Regions from separate parts of the Mus musculus genome. Here region 1 is linked to region 2. A link is a contact called in ENCODE Hi-C or POLR2A ChIA-PET data. All regions are on one chromosome and are shown on one strand. The core of a region is the stretch at or near the end of the contact, and the rest is flanking DNA. Distances in the headings are between cores, read along the strand shown. Region 1 holds the start of Nek5 (NIMA (never in mitosis gene a)-related expressed kinase 5). Region 2 holds the start of Atp7b (ATPase, Cu++ transporting, beta polypeptide).

Region 1 (3,611 bases), core at 1,108-3,607, 65 kb before region 2:
TCCATGTCCCAGTCAGTTCACTGTCACTAACTCAGGCCACACTGAAGCTGAGAGGTGTTAAGTCCTACCACTGTTGGTCAAAAGTATAATGTTACACCGAGTCATGGGTTTGGCAGCTTCATTCTTTCCAGATGGTTCCTGTGTCCTTTTGTGATGTTCTTGCCCTTTTACTAACAAGATGAAGTAGGATCAACCTATACCTTCTCTGTTCCAGCCCCAGGATCAACCATTTTCCCCCCAAGAGGTCATGGTTCCTCTCACTGGGTTAAAAGCCAGTGTCTGGGTGTTGAGTGTGCTTGCCGAGTGTGCTGGTTGCTCGAGGGATATCTGCGCTGTCTACATATCCGTGTTCTGTGCATCCCCATGTGTATGTATTGAGTCAAGCACTGCCTCATACAGAAGTCACGGAGTAATTCAGGTGTCTCTTCTTGCTCTTTTTCTATGTCTGCTTTCCCTGATGGTGAGGAACATGGCTTGCGACCACCTGCTTGGTTGTTCAGACCAGTACACGTCCAGAGCAGTGTCCAAATCGTTCACCCTCAATGCTCTGAGGAACAAGTTAGCATCCAGAGTGCAGAGCTTGTGCGTGGCCTCTGTTGCTGTCATCACCCTTCCTAGGTCAGTCCCTTAAACATTGTCTCCACGCTCTCCCGATGATGTTACATGCTCAAGAAAGCATCCATCTCCATTAGTATTTCCAAGACACTCAACTTCCATAGACGTCACCCTCCGCGCCTCTGTCCGCTCTAATCGCCAGATACAGACATCACAGCCCATCAGACAAAGCAAACTTGAGATCACTTGTGTATCTTCCCGCTGAGAGTAAGTCAGATTGCGAATCCTCTTGAAAATCAGATGATTTCTATTTTAAACCAAACTTCCTTGTGTTTGCTTCTTTGGGTGAGATCTGCCAGCCCTGGTAGCTTTTTAAAAAGAAAGGGGATTGGGTGTAACACACATCTTTAGTTTCAGCAGGAGGCAGAGGCAGGCATCTGGACCTCTCTGAGTTCCAGGCCAACCAGGGGTACATACTGAAACCCTGTCTACAGGGGGGGAAACAACAACAACAACAACAACAACAACAACACTTCATCTGTTCTAAGAAGTCCACTGTTGCCCATGTGGAACCCATTAGATTTTTAAGGAATTAATTTCCAAGATAATTTGATTTTAAAATTTTATTTCAATCAGTAGCATACTACTATAAAACAAAACAAATGCTGTAGTCAGGAAATACTAATTTCCAGTTATACGATTCTTTCGGAACATGGGAATCAGTAAGAATTTCAAACATTAAGAGGATTACATTTTTATAAAATTCTGTCCCAGGAAGTAGAATGTAGATAAAAGAGGGGGAAAAAAAAGGTGTGATGTCCGCTTTTAGAGAAGTGAGCTTTTTTGTGGAGGGGGCTGGATAACGGGGGGGGGGGGGTATGAAATGGTTACGGGTTTTAGATTCCACTGGATATAGCTATCTTGCTGTGTGAGTACCACCCCGAAAGTTATATATTCCCACAGGTAACCTATTGCAACGTGACTCTCAGGAAATGCTAGGTTGCAGATCACTGGGCAGCACCTGGGGTTTGTTAGTGGACCCAGGTTCTTTTCTGACATACACCTTTCAGCAGTAATTAAGACCTCGCATGAGAGCTAGAGAGATGGCTCAGCAATTAGTAGCACTGACTGCTCTTCCAGAGGTCCTGAGTTCAATTCCCAGCAACCACATGGTGTCTCACAACCATCTGTAATGAGATCTGATGCCCTCTTCTGGTGTGTCTGAAGACAGCAACAGTGTGCTCATTTATGTAAAATTAGTAATTCTTTAAGAAAAAAAAAAAAGACCTTGCATGAGAAACATGCTTCCTCCTGGGAGTATGTTACAGCTGTACACTGCTTAGCATGCTGGGGACCTTAGGAAAGTTGCCCCTAACTCCGTGCGCAAAAGGCCACCCAGAAAACAGGTCCGAGGCTTTAAAAAAAAAAATGCTGTTCATAGAATTCTGGAAAATGGCCACCCCAGCACACTCCCTGGAACCCGAAGGCTGCAACAAGAATCTGACATATCTTCCACCCCGCAGTTTTGGGAAAGTTTGCCCTTGGAGTGATTTCTCCCATTCCCTACTCTCCACTACAAAACCTTCTCAGACTTTGTCCCGCCTCCTCCTGCATCCTCAGACACCAAGCTACAGGTTGCCAACTCTCAGACCAATAAAAGTGTGCTTGTCCCACCTCTGACTTATTTATTATAGAGCGGAGGAGCGGGAAGACCCGGGGTACCTGGAAATGAGCCCTGGGGTTCTCCTCTGCTCCCGCCCAGCACTCCGCCCACTTCCCCCTCTCTCTCCCCCGGGCGAGGGTGGCCCTGCCCCTGCGTCTGGGAGGCTTAGCGGCTGGAGCACCGATTCTTCCATGCTCACTGCTTAACGCCCGCCGAGCAGGTAAGCTGAGCCCAATGTGTTCATTTTTCCGGAGCTGTCGCGGGCCCCTCGAAGCTGAGGGGAGAGAAATGGGAATCTAGGCAGGAGTAAACAGGGCGGCAACTAGGAAGCCCCGCTCACTGGGCTGCGTCGGTTTCCATGACAACGCACAAGCTACAAAAGTTCTGAACTCTGGTCTCCCGCCCACATGCTGGCTGTTGCCCTACGCTGACAACTTAGAAGTCCCCGTCTTGAAATTATAGGAAAACAACCTATAGTTGACCACCCAAGGCTTTAGAAGTCTGCATTGTGCCTGAGGCAGGAGGGTGACAAACTCAAGGCCTACGTGAACAGCTTAGACCTGTTTCAATAATGGTTTCCCAAAAGAATAAGCTCAATAGTAGGATGCCTACCCTGCATGTATGCAGTCCTGGGTTCGCTTCCCAGTACAGCAAAAAAAAAAAAAAAAAAAAAAAAAAAAAAAAAAAACCTTTATGCCCTGACTGTGGCATAAAAGGGAAACAGGAAAGCAACCTACAATGGAGTGCGTAGTCCACCTGTAAACTCCTGGAGCCCGTTGCCAGGACAGTCACCTGACTGCGGTTGCTAGAACTCTGGATCTCCCACTGACTGCAGCCCTACAGCCAGCCAGTAGATGGGGTATTTTTCCAAATTGGAGCGCAATTCATTGGAGAATGCCCAGACCCAACCAAGCCTCGGTTTCTATTCCTAGGAAGTACTAGTTAATCCCTCTTAGATAGATGTGATAGTTTGGTTCTAGAGGTAGATAATTACGAATTAGGTTTTTCTTTACATAAGGTTTGCAGAGACGTTTTGGTGATTCCTTGTTGTGTGTGACCAACAACTTTTGGATGGCATAGGTAGTACCTAAGGCCCCAAGTACATCTTAAATACCACAACGTAGAACCCCAGACACCAACAGAGTTCCCTGGCTTCCCTGTAGAAGGCAGCACGTCCCCACTGAGACCCGAACTGTGCGTGCCTCGCCCTTAGACTTACCGCTTTTTAGACAACCACCCACCCCGGACAAGCGACATGTCTTTCTTTCAAACACAAATAATTTTCCATTTCAGACGCTAGAGAAGAAAGGCTTTGTGAGGTGGTGAATTGTCTAAGATCCCAGCGTGACCTTGGAATCCACCAAACTAAACCCCTTTCCGCAGCGTTACTTGT
Region 2 (3,815 bases), core at 517-3,016:
GTCAGCTACAAACTAAGGTTTACTTTTTACACACTTGCTTAATATTAAGTTCTGTAGCTCCTAAGTCTGCTAAAAAAATTATTTAAAAAAAAAGTGCCGGGCGGTGGTGGCACATGCCTTTAATCCCAGCACTTGAGAGGCAGAGGCAGGAGGATTTCTGAGTTTGAGGCCAGCCTGGTCTACAAAGTGAGCTCCAGGACAGTCAGGACTATACAGAGAAACCCTGTCTCGAAAAACAAAAACAAAACAAAACAAAAAAACAAAAAAAATTAATTTTTTTCCCCTTAGTGGTGATGACTGGTGATTCAGGGCCTCAAAGATGTTAGGTAAACACTTGATTCCTAGCCAATACATACCCATATTTAAACCAAATGCTTGGAAGAAAGGTAACTGTAATCCAAAGCTTTGAATTACTTATCAATGACCATTATAATGCAGAAAGTCACTCATGACAATGTACACTGTACAGAGCTGGCAGCATTCCATTTATCGGGAAAAGGCCAAGAATGTGCTAGAACAAACTAGCCTATTCATATTTTTAGCAATCACTACAGACCTTGAAGCAGACAGCTCAGAAAGGAAGATGTAATACAAACTCTGGCAAGAATGCATGTATCCACTGCTCTTCAGAACGCTATTTCGCTAGCTATAAATGTTCAACCTGAACAAAAACACATATGAACTTAGGTAGGCTTTCATAGGGCAGAAACAACTTTTGAAATATGGAACTATTACAATAGTAGTGACCACCGGGTGGTTAACATTCCTGTTTATTTCTACCAACTTTATGTAATTCTTACATAAGAAACGATATGTATCTCAAAGGCAAAACCAATATATTTACAACTTTAAACATCAACCAGGAAAGAAGAAATCAACAGATGGTCAAGTAGCAGAGAGTCAACCAACTGGTTTACGAAGCAGCAGGTAGCCAGTTAAGGAAAACAGCTGATCGGCATGCGAAACAACCGAGGTAAACCGAGGCACGAAGAAAGCGCTTCTACAGACTTTATCTGGACTGCCTCCAAACCCTCCACGCCCTCGTGAGCTCAGGCCACCAGATCCTCACCGCAGCACGGCGTACACGCACCAGCTCCCAGTGTCCGCCGCCATCTTATCCCACCCTCCCCTCTCACAGCCCGGAAGCGCTTGCCTGTTCTTCTATCCTATTGGCTCCTGAGGAAGCGTGTGCCGTTAGCCACGCCCCCCGCTTACACGCCTTCCTGCAGGTTGCCTAATAGCCGCTTCCCACAGGCGGGGCGCACACGGGCCCATCCCACTTGGGCCACGCCGCTGCGGTGGCGGTGGTGGGGCGTGGCTTGTGATGGACAGCCGGCTCTCTCGCCCCTCCCACCCCACTCGCCCCGCCCACTTCGCTCCCCCCCCTCCCGTCTGGAAGCCCCCTTGAGGGCGCCCAGCCCTGCCCCCACCGCGGCGCTGCCAGCCGGTTGGGACCCAATGGGAGGTCCGGGCGGGCGACGAGCTAATCTTCCAGTACAGAGTCCGCTCTTTCAGAGGTGTCGGCGAGTCCCCAGCGGCCGCAGTAGCGGGGCGCGGGGTGGAGAGGGGGCTGCGCTGGAGCGGGCGTCCTGAGACTGTGGTCCTCGCTGCACCCTATCTGCAGCGCACCGCGGACCTCGCTGTCCGTAGTCCGCAGCGCCGGGGCTGGGAGATCTGAGCCCTGTGTTCCCCAGGAACCACGGATGCGCTTCTTCGCGCCTCCTCTCCCTGGCTTGTAAAGTCGCCCTTCCCTCCCCCCAACCAGGTGACCTTTGGGCTCGGGGATGGATCCCAGGAAGAACTTGGCGTCTGTGGGGACGATGCCTGAACAGGAGAGACAGGTCACAGCCAAAGAGGCCAGTCGGAAAGTAAGTTTCCTTTGCCTGACCGCAGCGTGTACGCACCTGCTCAAAGCGCTTTTCTCCTCGGTTCCTCCAGGGCTCGTGACTGTGGACACGTACCCCTGAGAACCCGGGAGGAAAACCCTCTAGATCAAGGGTGCCACTAGCCCTCTGGTGTACAACGATTTCGAGCCCAGAACTTTCCCCGGTCCTTATTAAAGAGCTCTTGAGCGTGGGCTTGCTGTATAAAAACTCTAGTTGCTCCTGGGAGTGCTAATACCTCGCTAATGCCTGGCTAATGCTCCTCAAAAGGTCTACATCCAAGTCCTGTACCTTGAAGGCATTCATTTAATAATACAGGGGGTTAATTAATGCAGCCTCTTAGAGATGCAAACAGCGTAGAATATTTAACATGAAAAGCAGGTCTGTTTTTCTTTTCTTCATGTGCGTTTTCAATCAACAAATACTTACTGAAACTTGTATAGGTCGCAGGCATATGATGAATTCTTGAAGATTTGTGCATTGTTTTAAAATATTTTGTCTAGCTTAATTGAAATCACGTTTTATGTTCTCGGAACTTTTTTTTTCCAATTAGTTATACTTTGTAGATTGTTTCCCAGAGTGTCATAGGTGTTCCCCATAGTCTGTTGGTGGTTCCCTCTTGGGTGGTCATGGCGATTGCTTCCTTTCTTTCCCAGTTGACGTGATCTTTGCACTTGAATTGTTGTGTGTGTGTGTGTGTGTGTGTGTGTGTGTGATGGAGGTTAGGGGCATCTTGCTGGACTTAGTGCTGCTTTTCCCACCATGTGTGTCAGTGTGTCGGGTCGTCGGGTTTAAAAGCTAGTGCCTTTACCCACTGAGCCATCTTGCCCTACTTGTACTTGAGTCTTTTTTTTTTTTAAAGCATTTATTTATTTGTTTTATGTGTATATGGGGAAGAATGGAGGGGGAGAGAATCTAGGCGTGAGAGGTCAGCAGAAGACGTCCAGGAGTTGGTTTTCCCTCCTTTCAGCAAACAGGTCCTAGGGCTTCAAGATTGTGTGCATCCACTCATCGAGCCATTCAACTGGCCTTACACTTGGTTATTGACATCGAATTTAATACTGGGCGTATTTCTTTAGGTCTGGATTGCTGGATTGGAGCTTGCTCCTTTTGTTCAGGTCTCTGAAACTAATTAATCCAGCAGTTTTATCCAGCGTCCCTTGTTAGTGAAATTCATGTAGACTCTGGTGTGTAGGAATGAGAGGGGTGTAGGTTAATGGACAGGCAGGGAGAGAGGTGGCTGAGTAGGTGTGAAGACAGCCCACACCGGGTAGGGGTGGCCAGAGCAGAGAAGGAGATGCCCCCTATCTTTGTCAGTGTCCCCCTGAAAGAGTAAAGTCTTTATCTAATCAGGTGAAATTGAAGACCTGCTCCTCTGTGGAAGCAGTCGGTTAACTGCTCTGTCTCTTGTTGGCCTCACCCGCTTCTGAATTACACTGATAATGGCTTTAGGCGAAGTCACTGAACTTATTATATGCGTGACACTGTATTAGTTTTTACTCCCATGTGTTTACTCGTTCGATTCTTAGGACCCGTGCCACTTTGTCTTTATTCAGTTTTTTTGCGGTGCTGAAAGGCAAACCCATGGTTCTGTGCTCTGACATAGATTTTTGCCTTAACTCTGTGCTCAGGACCAACACAGGGCCTCTAGCATTCTGCTAGTGACTGCATTTCCAGACCTCACCTGCCTGTTACCATTCTATTGCCACTTTGTCCTTGCTGTGGTTCAGCACGTGCTTTTTTGGATATTGTTTCAGAAATGCTAAGGTCCCAGGACCTTTATATGCAGCTATGACTTAAGACCTTTCCTTTAGGGAAGTTTACTTTCCTATAGAATGGCTTAGGGGTGCGATTTACCAGCAGGGGTAGGTGTTGGGGGCACAAAGGTTTTTTACTCACAGAGAAGCACTAAGAGAACCAGAAATGTTAATC

The links. Hi-C counts contacts between places; a loop is a spot of excess contacts on that map. ChIA-PET counts read pairs that join two places held with the same protein, here RNA polymerase II (POLR2A).
Region 1: a map of T-helper 17 cell shows a loop between it and region 2 (2.0-fold over the local background). The contact joins the promoter of Nek5 here to the promoter of Atp7b in region 2. A Hi-C loop is called at or near these places in 2 of 37 maps with a recorded cell type or tissue (T-helper 17 cell and T-helper 2 cell). POLR2A ChIA-PET finds 5 or more read pairs at or near these places in 1 of 5 experiments (embryonic stem cell).

Annotation. Positions count from the first base shown.
Region 1 is chr8:22,123,813-22,127,423 of GRCm38, reverse strand. Nek5 (NIMA (never in mitosis gene a)-related expressed kinase 5) reads left to right here and starts at 2,357. Exons shown (of 19, transcript NM_001347318.2): 1 at 2,357-2,438.
Region 2 is chr8:22,058,025-22,061,839 of GRCm38, reverse strand. It overlaps Atp7b (ATPase, Cu++ transporting, beta polypeptide), which reads left to right and starts at 1,766. Exons shown (of 21, transcript NM_007511.2): 1 at 1,766-1,868. The coding sequence starts at 1,785. It overlaps Alg11 (asparagine-linked glycosylation 11 (alpha-1,2-mannosyltransferase)), which reads right to left and starts at 1,119. Exons shown (of 4, transcript NM_001243161.1): 1 at 1,070-1,119. The coding sequence starts at 1,113.